Linked DNA regions of Homo sapiens: all the other regions are linked to region 3. Evidence: chromatin contacts called from ENCODE Hi-C or POLR2A ChIA-PET data. All regions are on one chromosome and are shown on one strand. Each heading gives the region's core, a stretch centred on a gene start or an enhancer-like site at or near the end of the contact. The rest is flanking DNA. Distances are from core to core; before and after follow the strand shown.

What was found. Hi-C counts contacts between places; a loop is a spot of excess contacts on that map. ChIA-PET counts read pairs that join two places held with the same protein, here RNA polymerase II (POLR2A). Pooled maps may share reads with other maps.
Region 1: a pooled map shows a loop between it and region 3 (6-fold over the local background). The contact joins the promoter of POGZ here to the promoter of H2AC21 in region 3. A Hi-C loop is called at or near these places in 2 of 50 pooled maps. POLR2A ChIA-PET finds 5 or more read pairs at or near these places in 3 of 52 experiments (GM10248, OCI-LY7 and activated B cell).
Region 2: a loop to region 3 is called in a pooled map, with 12 times the contacts of the local background. The contact joins the promoter of PSMD4 here to the promoter of H2AC21 in region 3. A Hi-C loop is called at or near these places in 5 of 50 pooled maps. POLR2A ChIA-PET finds 5 or more read pairs at or near these places in 2 of 52 experiments (CD4-positive, alpha-beta memory T cell and GM10248).

Annotation. Positions count from the first base shown.
Region 1 is chr1:151,458,225-151,461,290 of GRCh38, forward strand. It overlaps POGZ (pogo transposable element derived with ZNF domain), which reads right to left and starts at 1,270. Exons shown (of 19, transcript NM_015100.4): 1 at 928-1,270. RefSeq lists silencers at 371-420, 611-660 and an enhancer at 1,491-1,540.
Region 2 is chr1:151,253,261-151,256,211 of GRCh38, forward strand. PSMD4 (proteasome 26S subunit ubiquitin receptor, non-ATPase 4) reads left to right here and starts at 1,474. Exons shown (of 10, transcript NM_002810.4): 1 at 1,474-1,548. The coding sequence starts at 1,523. RefSeq lists an enhancer at 1,366-1,555 and a silencer at 1,596-1,735.
Region 3 is chr1:149,886,609-149,889,599 of GRCh38, forward strand. It overlaps H2AC21 (H2A clustered histone 21), which reads right to left and starts at 1,357. Exons shown (of 1, transcript NM_175065.3): 1 at 861-1,357. The coding sequence starts at 1,308. The coding sequence ends at 916. It overlaps H2AC20 (H2A clustered histone 20), which reads left to right and starts at 310. Exons shown (of 1, transcript NM_003517.3): 1 at 310-803. The coding sequence starts at 367. The coding sequence ends at 756. H2BC21 (H2B clustered histone 21) reads right to left here and starts at 74. Exons shown (of 1, transcript NM_003528.3): 1 at 1-74. The coding sequence starts at 32. RefSeq lists enhancers at 308-377, 508-567, 978-1,117, 1,138-1,427, 1,651-2,245 and 1 more.

The DNA.
Region 1 (3,066 bases), core at 20-2,519, 1.6 Mb after region 3:
AAAACAAATAGATCAATGACAGTACTCCTTTGCAAAAGGTGCCAAGAATCTAAATAAAATAGTCCCCGGGATAAACATGGCGCCCACCGCGGCAGGACATAATCACCAGAAAATAAAGATTCCCCGCCTCATTCCATTTTATAAATCACGGCGCCATCCCAAAAGAAATTTGGGGACCGAGGGAGGAGACTTCGTAAACTAGCTGCAGTGCACTAAGGCTTAGGATGTACTATTAGACCAAGCAGAGATTACATAACACAAGGGATCGGCTCAGCAATCACTCATTTTCCTCCTCCCGCTCAAAACGAGCGCCCCACTCCTTCTCGGAGCGGGAATGGGGCGGGGAGGGCCGCGCACCCCCACCCCCAGGGGCCGCTCCGCCGCCGCCCGCCCCTCCGCCGCACGGCCTCGCCCCCTCGCCGGCCCCTCCCGCCGCGCCCCGCCGTCTCGCCACCGCCCGCGCCCCCGCCCCCGCCCCTTCCCCAGCGGGCCACCGCCCGCGCCCGCGCCGCCCACTCCTCCGAGACGCCTCGCGCCGAGCGTGCGTGTGGACGTCGGGCTGTGTGCGGGGCCGTGGGGCGCGAGTGCGCGCGCGCGCGCCGCGGCGGGCGCCGGGGGGCGGGGGCGGCCGGCCAGCCGGCAGGCAGGGACCTCCGCCGCCGGCCCTTCGCGCGGCTCCCGCGGCCCGGGGCGCACGCACACACACTCGCGCTCGCGCGCCGCACCCCGCGGCCGCCCCTGCCGCGGGCCGCGCCGCCACTCGCGGTGGGCGGGGGCGCGCACCGCCGGCCCCCCGCCCCCACCCCCGCGCGTACCGGCCCCATCCCCCTCTCATTGTCTCGCCTCTGAACGCCTCGCCGAGCGAAAAGATAACGGAACCCCCGGGAGCAGGGGGTGGGGAGAGAGAAGGCTCGCTCGCTCACTCACCTCCTGTGGTCGTCGCCGCCGGTAGTCTGACCCGAGGAAGGCGCCGTCGCCTTAAAGGGACCTTACACCCGGCGCCAGAAGGGGGTGGGAGCAGGGGGAGGGGACGGGGGCTTGGGGGGAGACGAAGAAGAGGTAACCGTTGAAAGCTCGTCTCCCCAAGGGTGAAAGGAAGCCTCCCTCGGGTTCGAGTGATTCGGGGTGGATTTTTTTCCCGAGGGGGGCGGGGGGGCCCCGAGGGAGGGGGGTGGGGGGGCCAAGGAATGCGGCTCCGTGTACGGGAGCTGGCGCGGGGGAGAGAGACGCCGACTCCCCCCACCGACCCTCTCGCCCCGCGGAGGGATACGGCTCGTCACTTCCGCCCTCCCCTTTTTCACGGCCTCCCAATTGGTCGGAGCGCGCTGCACGTCATGGGCTCATCCAAACCCCTGCCCGGGCTTCTTTTCTAGTCAAGTTTGGCTGGGCCTGCAAATAAATAAATAAAGGAAAACATTTTTTGTAATGAAAAAAGAATAATTAGCTTCAGAAGCTATATCTAAATTTTGGTGAGAAAAATGAGACTTCCAAAGAAAATATTCCCCAATTTACTTGCCAAGAGTTTCCAAGGAAGTGTTGGGAGGCTCCCCCACTTTCCACTCAAGGCTTAGACCCAGTCAAGAGGGAGACTTCATGACACAGGCCAGGTGGTGAGGCCCAGTGGCACCAACAACTGTCATTGGAACAAAGAACAAAATGGCACTCACTCTTTCTCAAGAGACACTCGGCCAAGTAACCTTGTGGCTGCGGCCTTGTTTAAGTGAAGAACTTTTAAAAGCCATTTTGATCCTCAAGCCCTTCTGGATCCTGGAAAGAAGTGGCACACGATTGTTAAAGCGATTATTGTGATGGAAACTGCTTTGCTCCCATTGTGAGTAGATTCAGCAGAGATCCCCAGTTCCAAGAAACCACACACACTCCACATCCTTATGCTTTTTGCTCCAATCAAGGCTGAGATGGGTTGGCTCAAAGAAATTGGTTAGTCCACTCAAACGACCATCCACCTGTTTATTCTTCCCCAGACAAAAACTACCTCTTTTCAGGTAGCTAAGAAATTTTGTCCTTTATTGCCTTCTGAGATTATAAAAATGTAATATTTTCCTTGAATATTTGAAAATGTTTGCTATTTAAGCAATACACAAATATTTGCTTCAAACCAAATGTGAAATCAAGGTACTTGGTGCAGAAAGGGGAAATCCAGAACTATGTTTATTTGTGCTCTTTATATACACACTCCATTCAAACCACCAGACTGAAAATAGGCAGTGGAAGTAGGCATTCCAAATTGTATGCACCTGCCCGTGTGAGTGTGCACATGTGCATACACATACACACACTGCCACCACCCAGTTTCATTCCATTTCATACCAAAACCATGTGAGTGATTTCCACTAGTGTAGGATGCTTAGGAAGGACTTCATTATTTGAATGAGAAGAATCACTAAATCCTTCTGAAAATACTTCTGAAGACTTTCCAGACCTGATCTGGAGAAGCCCATATTAGGATTATGGGATCAATCACCAAAAGACTACATGAAACTCAAATCCTATTTTATACTGTCGTGTAATTAGTATAATTCATTATATATGTTATATTTACATTATGTATATTACGTTATTAACCTTTGAAAAATTCCAACATATTTCCCCATGCCCTGTCAATTTATTCTCCCAGCCAATGAGATCTAGCGCAGACTATGCCATATACCGTTGACCAGTAACTGTTAGCATGCTTTATTGAAAATGGATCATGCATCCATTCATTCATTCAATGAATATTTATTGGGGGCTGGGCATGGTGGCTAACACCTGTAATCCCAACACTTTGGAAGGCCAAGGGAGGAGGATCACAGCAGTCTGAGGGCAGCCTGGGCAACTTAGCAACATCCCATCTCTACAAAAAAAAATTTTTTTTTTTTAAACAGAGTCTCGCTCTCTCCCCCAGGCTGGAGTGAAGTGGCGCGATCTCGGCTCACTGCAACCTCCGCCTGCTGGGTGCAATTCTCCTGCCTCAGCCTCCTGAGTAGCTGGGACTACAGGCGTGCGCCACGATGCCTGGCTAATTTTTTCTGTTTTTAGTAGAGACGGGGTTTCACCAAGCAGGCT
Region 2 (2,951 bases), core at 224-2,723, 1.4 Mb after region 3:
TGGTGGCATGCACCTATAGCCCCAGCTACTCAGGAGGCTGAGGCAGGAGGATGGCTTGAACCCGGGAGGTGGAGATTGCAGTGAGCCGAGATCAGGCCACTGCACTCCAATCTGGGCAACAGAGCGACACCCTGTCTCAAACAATAAAACTTTGTAGAGACGGAGTCTGGCTGTGTTGTCCAGGCTGGTCTCAGACTCCTAGCCTGAGTTGATCCTCCTGCCTGGGCCTCCCAAAACGCTGGGATTATAAAACCTAAGCCATTGCATCAGGCCTTGAATGTAATTTTTGATTAACCAAAACGGTTTAGTGGTTTGTTCTTTGGCAGATTAGTTAATATAATTGAGTTGTCAAATCTTTTCCGGGCTCTGTACTGGGCTTAGGGAATTGTAAAGATTAAGACACGTTGCCGGCCAGGTGTGGTGGCTCACGCCTGTAATCCCAGCACTTTGGGAAGCTGAGGTGGGTGGATCATCTGAGGTCAGGAAATCGAGACCAGCCTGGCCAACATGGTGAAACCTCGTCTCTACTAAAAATACAAAATTAGCCGGGCATGGTGGAATGCCCCTGTAGTCCCAGCTACCTGGGAGGCTGAGGCAGGAGAATCCCTGGAACCCAGGAGGTGGAGGTTGCAGTGAGCCGAGATCGAGCCACTGCACTCTAGCCTGGGTGAAAGAGCGAGACTCCTCCGTCTCAAAAAAAAAAAAAAAAAAAAAAAAAAAAAAAAAAAAAAAGGCACGTTGCCCACCCTTAGTTAAACGAGGGAGGAGATAAATATACAAATAAATTCAATTGAAGGGTATAAGGGCTTGTTGAATTAAAATTCTACAGGGAACTGAGGGCTGTAGAAAGTCATTAGCGATCCCGACACTTTTTTTTTTCTTTTTTTGAGACGGAGTCTCACTCTGTCCCCCAGGCTGGAGTGCAGTGGCGCGATCTCGGCTCACTGCAATCTCTGCCTCCCGGGTTCAAGTAATTCTCCTGCCTCAGCCTCCCGAGTAGCGGGGATTACAGGCGTGCGCCACCATGCCCGGCTAATTTTTTGTATTTTTAGTAGAGACAGGGTTTCACCATGCTGGCCAGGCTGGTCTCGAACTCCTGACCTCGTGATCCGCCCGCCTTGGCCTCCCAAAGTGCTGGGCTAACAGGCGTGAGCCACCGCGCTCGGCCGATCCCGACACTTTTTTAAAATGCCGAAGCCGGAATCGACACAGCACTTTCAAAGGTTCCTCCATAGCTCCCCTGAGATCCGGCCAGCGGGAAACCCCAACTGAGAACTGCAATGGCAGGGAAAGTGGAGGCTAGATCCTGTTTTTTGTGTTACCGCGATTCCCTTCAACTACCCTCAAGACGCCTACAAATTTGTTTGGCGGCACCTACAACTCCCAGAACGCAACGTGGGGGACGGAGGCGGAAGCAGCTGGCCAAGCCGAGGTCTGTGATTGGTGAAGAGCGACGGGCCAATTGGAGGAGTTGTTGTTAGGCCGTCCCGGAGACCCGGTCGGGAGGGAGGAAGGTGGCAAGATGGTGTTGGAAAGCACTATGGTGTGGTGAGGAGCTACTTCGGGGCAGGAGGGGCAGAGCTGGGTTCCGGGCGCGTGTAGCGCCAAGGCAGGGAGGGCCTGGGGTGGGGGCCAGGGGCTCATGGGCGAGAGGCGGCCCTGGCCCCGGAGGTAAGGAGCCCGCTGGACTCCCTGAGTCATCCCGGGGCCCTGGAGTGGCGGATAGTCCCGGGTTACCACTGTTACCCCCAGGGGGACGGTCATTGACTGGTCATTCCTGCTTCCTTTCTCTGTTCTAGCGCCGTCTTCTCTAGAGCAGCCCGGGTCTGTCTTTAGCTACAGTTCTGCTTTTCGGACTCATCGTAATAGTTTTCTGCCCTCCTTTCTTTGCAAAATAACGTCTATTAGGAAAATAGATTATTAATCCCTTCCTCTCCCCATTCCCTCGTCTCTAACTTCATTACCTTTCCCTGTATCATCTTCAAAGGTACCATTTACAGATTGCTTTTTATGTATCAGTCATTTTGTTTATCTCACTTATACCTCACAACCACACCTTAAGGTAAATTATCTCTCCATTTTACGGTTCAGGATACCGAGTCTCAGCGATTTTAAGTGATTTGTCCAAAATCATACAGCTAGTTAAGTGGTGGAGTCAAGATTTAAACCCACGGCTGTCTGACACAAAGGCTTTATCCGGTGAGGTAGCTCTCTTTGTCAGTTTCAGGCTTGGGCTGAGTACCTATTACGAGTCACATTAGAAGAGGAGGACATAAATTTTTGCAGGGTTTCAAGAGTTCCTTCTAAGTGTAATCACTGAATGTAATACAGAATAGTTGACGAACACAAATCACCGATTGGGTGAAACAGGCACCTATGAGATTTCTTCTTTTTATTTTCTCGGGGGAGCATAGCATTGCCAGATAACATACAGGATGCCCAGTGAAATTTGAGTTTCAGATAAACGATGAATAATTTTTTTTTGAGACGGTCTCGCTCTGTCTCCCGGACTGGAGTGCAGTGGCCCAGTCTGGCTCACTGCAGCCTCCGCCTCCCTGGTTCAAGTGATTCCCAGTGATTGAACTAATTTACACTTGCACCAACGATAGAACAGTGTTCTCTTTTCTCGCAACCTTGCCAGCATCTGTTATTTTTTTAGTTTTTAGTAATAGCCATTCTGACTGGTGTTAGGTGGTATCTCGTTGTGGTTTTGATTTATTTGCATTTCTCTAATGATCAGTGATATTGAGGTTTTTTTAATAGGCTTGTTGGCTGTATGTATATCGTCTTTTGAAAAGTGTCTGGCTGGGGCGTGGCTCAGGCCTGTAATCCCAGCACTTTGGAAGGCTGAAGTGGGTGTATCACCTGAGGTCAGGAGTTACTGACCAGCCTGGCCAACATGGTGAAACCCCATCTCTACTAAAAATACAAAAATTAGCCAGGCGTGGTGG
Region 3 (2,991 bases), core at 107-2,606:
GGGGCCGGAGCGGATTTTGCCGGTTCAGGCATGGTAAGACACAGTACAAACGCGGCTTAGCCAAGAAAAGAAGTAAGAGAATGGGCGGGCCTGATTCTTTTATAACCACCTTATGCAAATTAGGGCTCCGAAAGTCGTTCATTTCCATTGGTCCGTGTGCGGACCTTGCGTTTTCAGCAATGCGTACGTAACAACACCGACTCTTGACTTGATTGGCCGGTTCTGAAGCCATATTAGGACCAATGAAAAACTCGTTCTTGACCCCACCCCTAGGAAAGCTTATAAAGGCTTTCCTCTTGGTTCTCTTTCAATCTTATTTTGTTGCGAGGTTCTGAGCGTTGTCTGTGTTTAACCTTGATTTCAGTCATGTCTGGTCGTGGCAAACAAGGAGGCAAGGCCCGCGCCAAGGCCAAGTCGCGCTCGTCCCGCGCTGGCCTCCAGTTCCCGGTAGGGCGAGTGCACCGCTTGCTGCGCAAAGGCAACTACGCGGAGCGGGTGGGGGCCGGCGCGCCCGTCTACATGGCGGCGGTCCTCGAGTACCTGACCGCCGAGATCCTGGAGCTGGCGGGCAACGCGGCTCGGGACAACAAGAAGACGCGCATCATCCCTCGTCACCTCCAGCTGGCCATCCGCAACGACGAGGAACTGAACAAGCTGCTGGGCAAAGTCACCATCGCCCAGGGCGGCGTTTTGCCTAACATCCAGGCCGTTCTGTTACCAAAGAAAACCGAAAGCCACAAAGCCAAAAGCAAATAAATGCAGACAAACAAACCAAGACCAAAGGCTCTTTTTAGAGCCACCCAAGTTTTCAAAAAAAGAGCTAATGCGCTATTTCGTGATCAGCCCTTCATTTGACACTTTGGTGGCTCTTAAAAGAGCCTTTGGGGTGAATGAGTATGGTGTCAAGCCTCTTAATTACTTGTTCTTGCCAGGCTTGTGACTCTCCGTTTTCTTGGGCAACAGGACAGCCTGGATATTGGGCAAGACGCCGCCCTGGGCAATGGTGACACCCCCGAGTAACTTGTTGAGCTCTTCGTCATTCCTCACGGCTAGTTGCAGATGGCGAGGGATGATGCGCGTCTTCTTGTTGTCCCGAGCCGCGTTGCCCGCCAGCTCCAGAATTTCCGCGGTCAGGTACTCGAGGACCGCCGCCAGGTACACCGGGGCGCCTGCCCCGACCCGCTCCGCGTAGTTGCCTTTGCGCAGCAAGCGGTGCACTCGCCCCACCGGGAACTGGAGACCAGCGCGGGACGAGCGCGACTTGGCCTTAGCGCGGGCCTTGCCTCCCTGCTTTCCGCGTCCTGACATTACGGCTAAAATTGCAGTTACAGCTTCTTTTACAAGGAGAAGAATGTGGAAAGAATAACCAATTTGATGTAATTTATAAGAGCTACCGGGAGGGGTGAAGGGAAGTCGTTTGATTGGCTAAAAGCGGAGCCGTATCTAACAGCCAATAGAAAAGCAGAAAGCCGCCTCTTGGTTTGCGTCCTGCACTGAAAGGAAATGACGGATTTTGTAAGTATCTACCAATCGCTGAGAGCCACATTAAAGCCCCTTATTTGCATGCCAGGATCTTTAAAGAGAGCAGGCTTTCAAACAAAATACTGGTTTTGTTTTACTGAGAGGCACTGTGGGTTTTTGTTTTGTTTTGCTTTGCTTTGTTTAGTTTACAGCCGGGAAATCCCAATATGGACCCTAAGGAACTGCAGAAGACATCCTTAGACGGAGAGTTACTCTCACGAAAGAGTAGGGGATTCTGAAGCCGATGATCCCCTTGAGCTCTAAACTGCCAAGTCCCGCCCTTTCTGTCTCGTCACAGCCAAATTCCCTTTAAAAATACATGTACTACTAAGGCTGCCTCCTTTCTCGCCCCTAAACTTAAGTCGCCCGCAGCGGCGTGTCTCCGCCCCACCCCCACCCGCCTGCACTCCTCGGAATCCGGTTTGACCGAGGCTAGAATAGATTTGTCATCCTCCTCTTGACCTCCAGGAGGCGGCCTTCAAACTTGCTCCCTTGGCTTTCAAAATGTCGCCCTGTTTTTCTTCTTACCTCGCCGACTTTTCTTATCCTGCTCCCCCATGCCACTGCCCATCTCTAAATCTGCGAGTCCAGCTGGACTGTTTCCCTGTCTCCAATTCTTCACTTATCCCGAAGAGTCTTACCCATTTATATGCTTTCAACTAACGTCCAAATTTGTTTCAGAAGCTCAGACCCTTATGCCTAACTGCTTACAGAATACTTCAACCTACTTATCCCAACGAGCACCTCAAACTCAAACTCTACCTCAGCCTATCCGAACGCGAACTCATACAAACAACCTCCCCTCTTTGCCCTCTTTTCCTGAAATGCACCAGCATACTTACAGATACCTAAGCCGAAATCTACTCTACTCTTCCCTTCGTCTTAGCATATCCAGTCAGTTGCTTCCTTAACATCCCTTCAGACTTTTTCTCCATGCTCCCTTGTCCACCTCATCATCATCCCTTAGATTTCAGCAACAGCCGGGAAAGGGTAATTTTGCCGTCAGGCACTAATCGCTGGCATGACTCCAGCGGTCTTAGAAATCTTTCCTGAAAGCTCTCCTTTTTTTCTTTTATCCCATATAACAGATGAACCTGAAAGCTCTTGTGTTTCTTCCTCCTCAACGTCCCATCTCTGGGAGTTCTACATCTCCTACACCATTCTCACCCTTTCCTTAGTATCCCTTAAGGTCAGGTAGAATGCTAGAGAGAAAAAATAGACTTGTGGGTTTTTTGTTCGTTTTTTGAGGCGGAATTTCCTCTGTCACCCAGGCTGGAGCACTATCTCAGCTCACTGCAACCTCCACCACCGCCTCCTCCACCCCGCCCCCACCCACCCGGGTTCAAGCGATCCTCCCACCTCAGCCTCCCGAGTAGCTGGGATGACAGGCGCCCACCACCCCGCCTGGCTAATTTTTGTATTTTTAGTAGAGATGGGGTTTCATCTCTACTAATGTTGACCAGGGTGATC